Regions from separate parts of the Mus musculus genome. Here region 1 is linked to region 2. A link is a contact called in ENCODE Hi-C or POLR2A ChIA-PET data. All regions are on one chromosome and are shown on one strand. Each heading gives the region's core, a stretch centred on a gene start or an enhancer-like site at or near the end of the contact. The rest is flanking DNA. Distances are from core to core; before and after follow the strand shown.

Region 1 (4,160 bases), core at 783-3,282, 34 kb after region 2:
AGAGAAGAGAGAAGAGAGAAGAAGAGAAGAAGAGAAGAAGAGAAGAAGAGAAGAGAAGAGGAAAAGACAAAAAGCAACACTGACAGAGATGCATAGAAAGGAACTCTTCCCTGTGTATATAGAAACATAAATTAGTACAGTCACTTGGAGGACCACAGAGGTTCCTCAAATATTAAAAATAGAGCTAGCATATGATCTAGCAAGGCCCCCTGAGTAATATTTAAAGGGAAGGAAATTGCATGTGGAAGACACATCTGTAGCTATTTATAGCAGTACAGTTCTCAGCGGTCAAGAAACAGACACTGTCAGCCAAAGGGGGGAAATATGGTACAGATATTCAATGGCCCTGAACTCAGGGCTGGAGAGATGGCTCAGCAGTTAAGAGCACTGATTGCTCTTCCAGATGTCCCAAGTTCAATTCCCAGCAACCACATGGTGGCTCACAACCATCTGTAATGGGATCTGATGACCTTTTCTCGTATGTCTGAAGACAGCTACAGTGTACTCATATATATATAATAAATAAATAAATCTTAAAGGAGGGAGGGAGGGAGGGAGGGAGGGAGGGAGGGAGGGAGGAATTGGACATAGAATGGTGGTTACCGGGGGGCTGGGGAAGGAAGGCTGATGGGGAAAGGCGAATGGTACTAAGATAGTTAGACAGAGATGTGACACTCTGCTGTGCTACCTCATAGTATGGTGGCAGTAGATGGCATAGATTGTATCTCAAAAAACTAAAGAAGAGACAAAGGAGGAAGAGAAAGACATGGGTTGGGGGAGAAGAGGGTGGAGGGGAAGGGAGGGCAGAGGAAAACAGGAAGGGAGGGGGCAGTGGTAACTCTCTTTTACCAACTTCTAACTAGAGAGATGTTTAAACACTACATCTAAAGTCTCCGAGCAAAAGAGCCAGCCTGGGAGATACTCTTTCAGCACAGTAAACGGCTCTGAGCCCCCTTAAGCTCACACGTGAACAGCCTTCTACACACTCATCCTGTCCGTGGTGACACACAGACCACTAAGATAGGTCACTCGTCTGGAGAGCCAGCACTGCCGCCCAACCATGAGGAGCTGAGTTTGGATCCCAGCAACCATACAAGCCGGAGTGTGGTGGCAGGCACCTCTAAGGCTAGAACTGGGACACAGGCAAAGACAGGCGGACCCTAGAGTCACCAGCCAGAAAGACAGGCTGAAATGATGAGATCAGTGTGGGAGGAAGACACCTGCTATCGACCTCTGACCTTCATATGAGGCACAGCCACAGGCATACCGGTATACATAAATATGGACATACGTACTAAGCACATAACAAAATTAAGATGAGAGCAACACACACACACACACACCAGACATTCATAGATGTACAAGCATTGCCCGCACCACAGCCTGTAATGGCAAATACCTAGGGAAGATACAAATCCAGCCACAGAATAATAATTAGAACTCGCTCTATCCAGGCACTGGAAGTCCATTTGTCTACTAGACACAGCGAGGCGCATCTACAGGCGACGGCGAGGAACGGTATCGGTACCGTAGTGTGGAGCAGAAGCCAAGGGGCTTCAACGTTTCCCAGGAGTGGCCATCTGAGGAGGCGTATGCAGAATCACATACACACTGAGGGTGACAAAAATGATTACCAAGGACATTAAACCTAATCTCTAAGAGGGGCAAGGCTAAATGCAGTTTTTAGATTTTTTTTTTTTTTGTAAAGAGTACAATTTTTTTTTTTTACTAAATTAAATTGTTGGAATAAGGAGTACTTCCAAGTTTCTCATACCATCACCATGGAAACAGCTCATATCAGCCATATATTCTTTAAGGCATACAGGTTCCCACATCCAATAAAAGAAAGCAACCACACTTTGGATTCTAAACTGTACTGCAAAAACAACCTGAAACCAAATGTCTTAAAGATACATCACACAGGAGTCTGTTCACAGTGACACACAGGCCGACAGCAGCAGACATCCCCACCTCCCCAGCCCCCAAGCCTGGCTCTGACCCATTACCTCCACTGAGAGCCTCTTCCTGCTTCTCTTCCAACAGTTGCCGTTTCCCCTCCCCTGGAAGCATGAGAATTTCCAGGCCCTCCAATCCCCTCCCCGCCCCCCCAAGAGGGACTCTGGGAGCAGCCTCTTCAAAACCACAGGTTCTTCCCACAGGAAATTATAGACAATCGGGGTCACCCTTCCTGCTGCCCCTTCAGGACCCACCCAGTAATTTAACAGGAAAGTCTAAAAACATGCTCTGAATTCTAGATCCTTGAGAATGTAATCCCACGCTGGGCAGGAGGCTCACAGTGGTCATCCCAGCACCCAGGAGGCAGAAGCAGGAAGACCGGAAGTTCAAGGCCATCCTCAGATGCCTTCAAAGGCACTCAGTCTTGGCTACTTAAGACTGTCTCAAAAAAGAGAAGGCTCAGCAGGTAATTTCGGCTGCTGCCAAAGATGGGACCCACTCGTTAGAAACAAGAGAACCAACTCCTGCAAGCTGGCTTCTGGCCTCCACACACACCACGGCACTTGCACAAAGTAGATAACGCATGTATGACTGACAGTTCCAGACACGGCTGAGGGGGGAAGGAGAGACACCACACGGATGGACAGTCAGTCACATTTTCACAACAGCAAACATCGGTTTGCATGTTAAGCTCCTTTAGAATCCAGGTTCCCCAAGGTTCTACAACAGGTACATCTAAGCTAAGTCATTTTAAAGGCATTTCAAAATTACATGGGTTAGTTAGTACCTTCACCACACAGACAAACCAGGTTAAGGAAGTCTGATGCTTGACGTCACGGTCGTATTTCCATGGGAATGTTTTTGGGATGCGGTTGGCGTCTCAGAAAGGAGGAGAAATGGTACTTCCCCTGGGAAAATGTCCCTGATTCCCTGGCACCAGGTTAATTGCTCACTTTCCGATATTCCCCTGGTGCTGTGAGCTTCGGCTATTACCTTACCACACATACTATTTCTGCACAGGCACTCTTTATTTACACATCTCAGTCTCCCTACTCAACGGTGTGCCTTTTGGGGACAAGGGGGAGGCATATTGGCTCTTGTGGTCCCGTGACAGTCCTGCAACAAAAGGAGCTGGAGTCTCAATCTATAAATATTTAATTAAGTGCCCACCGCCGGTTGTGATGAACCACTGGAGGTATGGGAAGGAGCCTCAGCTTTGCACTAAACACCCAAAGTTAGAGCAGGTTCACAGCTATGCAGGTAACGAGGGAGCCCAGCATGACCAGACAAGGAGCAGGCAGACAGAGTGGTTGTATGGGACTGAGAGGAAGGTGGGCCTACACTATCCACTTTCTTCTGGCACCTCTCACATGTCACGAATATTCCTGGGATTCTCTGAAACCATGAAATCTTTTCAAAAGATTTCACCTTCTGGTCACTGCTTTCATAAGCATATTTTAAATATCAGTTAGGCTCTGGACACTCTGTCTAGTGGGGTATCATCAGGACTCTGTCTCTTGTTCACAGGGTCTGCAGCCTAAGACTGGGGACAGAGAGACAGTTACGGCCCTCGAGATACTGGGCCTATCATAAAAGGATTCCTTGTTTGTGGAGAACCCAGGACAGTAGCCACATCATCATCTCCAGGACTTCCCGTTCCAGGAGGTACCATGGGAGAGCCTAAGGCAACCTGCTGGAGGAGTCACAGCAAGACAAAGGTGCAGCTCGAGGCTCTATACTAAGCGTATCCCTCGAGTTACACCCACAGCAAGCCGCCTCATGAAGGAACAGTGGCTCCCTTCCTTTCTTGTCTAGTCTTCACACACACTTCACTATCTGGGGAACTAGTTACAACTTCTAATGTGTGCAACCCCACGGAGTTAAAAATATATGAAAACTGTGAGTCAGCCAGGCTCTGATAACTCGAGCCGTATCTTCTCGGGAAGCCGCCCGGGGGAGAGAGAGAGCCCACGTGCTGGATCCAGTCAGTGCTGGAAGGCAGCCTCCCATCTGCTCACCACGTGTGTTGGTGGCCATGTCAGCCACTTTCTGAAAGGCGTCCAAGAAGGCAGCTGCTGCTACTACTGTTGTCCTGAAATGCAAACAGATAACAAAAGCGTGAGGAATGTCTCCCTGGCAAATTCATCTCAGCTCTTGGGCTAAAGCCTCCGATCCGCAGCAAGCAGAACCCTCCAGGGACGAGA
Region 2 (4,435 bases), core at 1,243-3,742:
CTGAGGATCCATTGCTGAGTCACAGTTGGACTCTGGGTGATGGAAGTCGCTTTCTCCTGCGCTGAGGAGGAACTGAGCACAGCAGGAAGACCCAGGAGCCACACCAGGCCAAGGAGCACCCAGGCTCACTGCACAGCCATCACGAGGATATCCACTGCAGGGCGGGTCCACGGAGCCCCTTCCAGAGTTCGCTGACCTCTCTTCACAGGGCATGGGGCTGGCAGGTCATTTTCTTCTTCTCTCCCTTTCTTTCCGTCTTTCTTTCTTTTCTTTCTGTCTGTCTTTCTGTCTTTCTTTCTCCTCCTCTTCCTCCTCCTCTTCCTCTTCCCCTTCTGTTGTTGTTTTTGTTTTTCAAGACAGGGTCTCTCTGTGTAGCCTTGGCTGTCGTACAACCTAGGCTGGCCTCAGACTCAGAGATCCTCCAGCCTCTCTTCCCCAAGTGCTGGGATGCAAGGCGGGCACTTCCACTGCCTGGTTCCTTTTCCCTTTTCAAAAAATGTGACTTATTCTTTGAGCATGTCATACAAACAAGCAACGTATCTTAACCACATTCACCATCGCCCTCAACCCCCTTCCCCAATCCCTTCCCAGCTCCCCTAAGCCCAGAGTTAAATCATCAGAGCTCAATCACTGCTGCCAGCGGCTCATGGGTGGTAGGACCATTCACAGTCCTGTGGCCAAGCTATCAGAGACCACACCCCTAGAGAAAATGGTCACCATCAACTGTCAGTAGCTAGGGTAGTGGCTTGTGAGTCCCCCACCCCACCCCCCCATCAGTGCTGGAAGGTTGACTGGCTTGCTCTTGTGCAGGTAACAGTCTTGTCACAGCTCCCACACACACCCATCAGAAGACACTACTTGTGCCAGTGGCCCCAGCTTCTGGCTGTTACCATCTTTCCGCCCCTTCTTCCATGATGTTGTTCCCTGAGCCCTAGGCAGAAGGAGTGTGTGCAATGTAGAAGTCCTGTAGCCTGGGAACTCCACAGACACTTTCTCTCTACACTGTGACCAGTTCTGAGTCTGTATTATCATCAACCATCATCCGCTGCACCAAGAAGATTCTCGAATGAGGACGAAGGCAGCTCAGCTCTCACCCAGCAGGTGACCCATTTCCAGTTATTAAATGACAACAAGCTTTATGAGAGGAGGTCCCTCTCCGGCGGCTGTGGCCTGGATGTGTCTGTGTCTCTTTTAAAGTCACAAGTGAAATTCTAACTTCCAATGGTATGGTCCTTGAGCTCTGCATGAGGTTAGAGTCTGTATAAGGAAAGGCAAGAGAAAGATGATCTCTCTCTCCCCCACGTGAGGACCCATCAAAGCCTACATCTGCAAATCAGGAAGTAGGCTCTTGCCAGCTACCTCCTGGTAGCTTCTTCTTGGACTTGCAGCTTCTAGAAATTTGCGAAATGGTCTATTTTATTACTGCTGCTTAAACCAACATAGCATCTCCGCATTATTTCAAAGGACTGTAAACAAGCCCCTGGAACTTTGAACTCTGTTAATAAGCATGATAGTAATAACCTCCACAGGGGAACCCCAATGAGCAATCCCCCATATTGCCTTCCTGCCCATTTACAGCAACTCTTTCCAACATCAATAATAGGTAAAATAATAGTATTAGCTAAATCGTACAAATTATGCCAATAACACAGCGCTCAGGCTCCATGGACAGTTCAGAGTCTTTGCAGGAGCAATGAAGAGTTCCTCATCCATTTCTCCCGATTTACGTGGTTTGTACCTTGTGAATGGTGTGTGCGCGCATGTGTACGTGCCTTGCTCCACAGCATTGGTGGGTTGCTCTTTAAATAAAATGAAGTAATTGGATTGCAACAGGCTTATTGCAGAAACGCTACCCAAAGTCACAGGGAGTCACTTGGCTCGTTTCTAAAAGTGATTAAGGACACGTAGCTACAATCGGGCTGACATAGGCACTCGGATTGTCTATGTCAACTCCATCAGCCCCACCGGTTGAATGCCACAGCAGTCTTGGGGGGAAGACTCTAGGCTAGGTCTACTATCTGCAGCCTCCCCTTCATCCTGGATTCACTTTCTCTACCTAGGCTGTTCTAGCCCAATCTGGGTGACGTAAGACATCACCACAAGGAATGGCTAGCAGTATGACAAGCAACAAAGTCAACTCCAGGCCAGGAGAGCTGTCCTGAACATCATGAAATAAAGAGGCCACACAGAACACCTACTCGGGAATAAAGACCTGCATGTAAGCAAAATCCCTCCTCTTCCTGTCCTCTGCCTTAAAGTGACCTCATGATTCCCTATCCATGGAATCCAAACAGCCTGAGTAGTATCAGGGTGGTCTCTGTCAGACTCTGTCTGCACACACTGCAAGGCACCACCCCCAAATCATGGCAGCTGGAGGGTGTCCTACAGCTGTCCCCAAAACGCCTTTGGGCTTCAAGGCAATACACACATGCACAGAAGGCCTTCTCGGGCCCTGACCTCAGCTGTGGGGGACGGCACTCTGTGCAGCCTAGAGTTAGATTTCAGCACACACAATCATCTGACTGACTTGGCATCAGCTGGGCCACAGAGACAGGAGCCCAGAAAAGGCAGCATTTTAACCCCAGAGAGAAGGGACAGGGAATCACTGACACGGGGTATATTGTCTATTTCTTTGGGTACTGAAAACGGTATGTATGTAGATAAACACGTGTATGTACACACACAGACACACAGACACACAGACACACAGACACACACACCCTCGGACCGAGTAAAAACAAAATCAAAGCGGTGCATCAGCCAAGCCTTCCCCCACAATAGCACAGATCACTCACCCACGACTCCAACCGAAAAGGAAGTTGTTGGGTTGTAGTTAAACTCTTCCTCCCACTCGCCTCCCATCCTGTGCTAAATGTGAGTCTCTGGCTTACTGAAGGAATCCACACAGCCACAATAACTCTGTGAAGCTTGTACAAAAAAAGCCCACGAGATGGGTGCTCTAAATTCTGAACGTGGGATGCCTCTGTACTCACTCGGCAGAGATCTCCCGCCCACTTTCCCATCCCTCCTTTCTGCTGGGTGCTTCCCGTGAAGGGCTGAGTTCTCCTTCACATTTAGGGGCTTCCTGCTGCTGTCTCCCCTCTGAAGCAACAGCATTGGGGAAGAGGCACTGACTGAAGTCACAGTATATACACAGACAGAGACACACAAGATGAACGCGTACATGTACACATACACCTCATATTTGGATCACTCTCGGTCCTCCAGACATGAGGTTGTTTTCAATCTACAGAGACAGAGAGAAAATATCCAGTAAGCAGTACAGCCCATCCCCCGCTGGCAGCGAGATGCTAGGGGGCTTCAGGAAGGGCCTGGCCAAGAGGGAGTTAACCTCTGAGAATTCTCATCCTTTAAGTTCAATAAGGGAAACTTACCAACCTATTTAGGTCTCAAAAATGACAATGAAAAATTATCTCTTTCTAAAATACAAGGGTCATTTGGAAAAATGAGAAGCCCGAGAAACCAACGGTCATGAAACCCGCTCTCCAGAAACACCACAGAAATTACGTTCATTTCCTTCCAGGACTTTTTCTTCCTGTAAACAGATGGATTCTTGCAAGCAGTCCCTGCCAGCTCACCCAACAGCCCCAGCATCCATATGAGTGGTTTTTAACCTTCTGAATTCTGAGACCCTTCACTACAGTTCCCCATGCTGTATGCTGTGGTGGCCCCAACCATAAAACTATTTCCATTACTACTGCATAACTGCCATTTTGCTACTGTTAGGAGCTGTATGTAATGTCAATTTCTGATATTCAGGACGTTTCATCCATGACTCCAAAGGGACCATGACCCACAGGTTGAGAATCACTGATCCAGACAAAAGGCAAGCTTGTCGATCCACGTCTCCCACTCGCTCTTAGAAACAGAAGCTCCCACTGGCTCAGGCTAACATGGAAGGAAACCATGCCTAGGAACTGGACAGACTAGACCGTGAAGGAGTGGGTCCACACAAAGCCAGGGTAGGCACTGCTAACAGAACCATAGACCCCATCCCCACCCACACCCAGGCCTCAGTGAGAGACAGCTAGGCGACATTCCTGGCCCAAATAGTCCCTAACCATAACCCTTTGAGAGAAGTAGACTCAGCAGTGACTAATAAAGGGCTTCCCTGCATGCCAAGACCCTCAGACCCTATGCAGCGGGGAGCTGGTCACTCTCTACTTAACATGTATCTGAACTTGGTGTGCTTTGCTGCACGCAGCTGCTGGCCTCTAACCCCACTCTTACTTCGCAATCTGTAAGTGGAAGCCCTGCTCATCTCTATGCCTGTGTCAGCATACAGTAGGTGCTCATCTCTATGCCTGTGCCAGCATACAGTAGGTGCTCAAGAAATGTTAGCTGAATGAGTGGGTCAGGCTTTTACTCATTATGTGAAAAGGGCAGACACCTTCGTTTTCGTCTATTACATTTC

The links. A loop is a pair of places that touch in the nucleus more often than their neighbours do. ChIA-PET counts read pairs that join two places held with the same protein, here RNA polymerase II (POLR2A).
Region 1: a loop to region 2 is called in a map of left cerebral cortex, with 6 times the contacts of the local background. The contact joins two enhancer-like sites. A Hi-C loop is called at or near these places in 6 of 37 maps with a recorded cell type or tissue (gastrocnemius, left cerebral cortex and v-Abl transformed pro-B cells). POLR2A ChIA-PET finds 5 or more read pairs at or near these places in 2 of 5 experiments (Patski and embryonic stem cell).

Annotation. Positions count from the first base shown.
Region 1 is chr15:59,051,044-59,055,203 of GRCm38, forward strand. It overlaps Mtss1 (MTSS I-BAR domain containing 1), which reads right to left. Exons shown (of 15, transcript NM_144800.2): 3 at 3,975-4,048. Among named protein-coding and RNA genes, the nearest start is that of Mtss1, 29 kb to the right of the region's middle. Within about 2 kb of position 2,033, at least 1 of the 3 ENCODE cell types and tissues checked has a DNase peak (open chromatin) inside an H3K27ac peak, as active enhancers do.
Region 2 is chr15:59,016,314-59,020,748 of GRCm38, forward strand. All of the region lies in intron 3 of Mtss1 (MTSS I-BAR domain containing 1), which reads right to left. Among named protein-coding and RNA genes, the nearest start is that of Gm41330, 24 kb to the left of the region's middle. Within about 2 kb of position 2,493, at least 2 of the 3 ENCODE cell types and tissues checked have a DNase peak (open chromatin) inside an H3K27ac peak, as active enhancers do.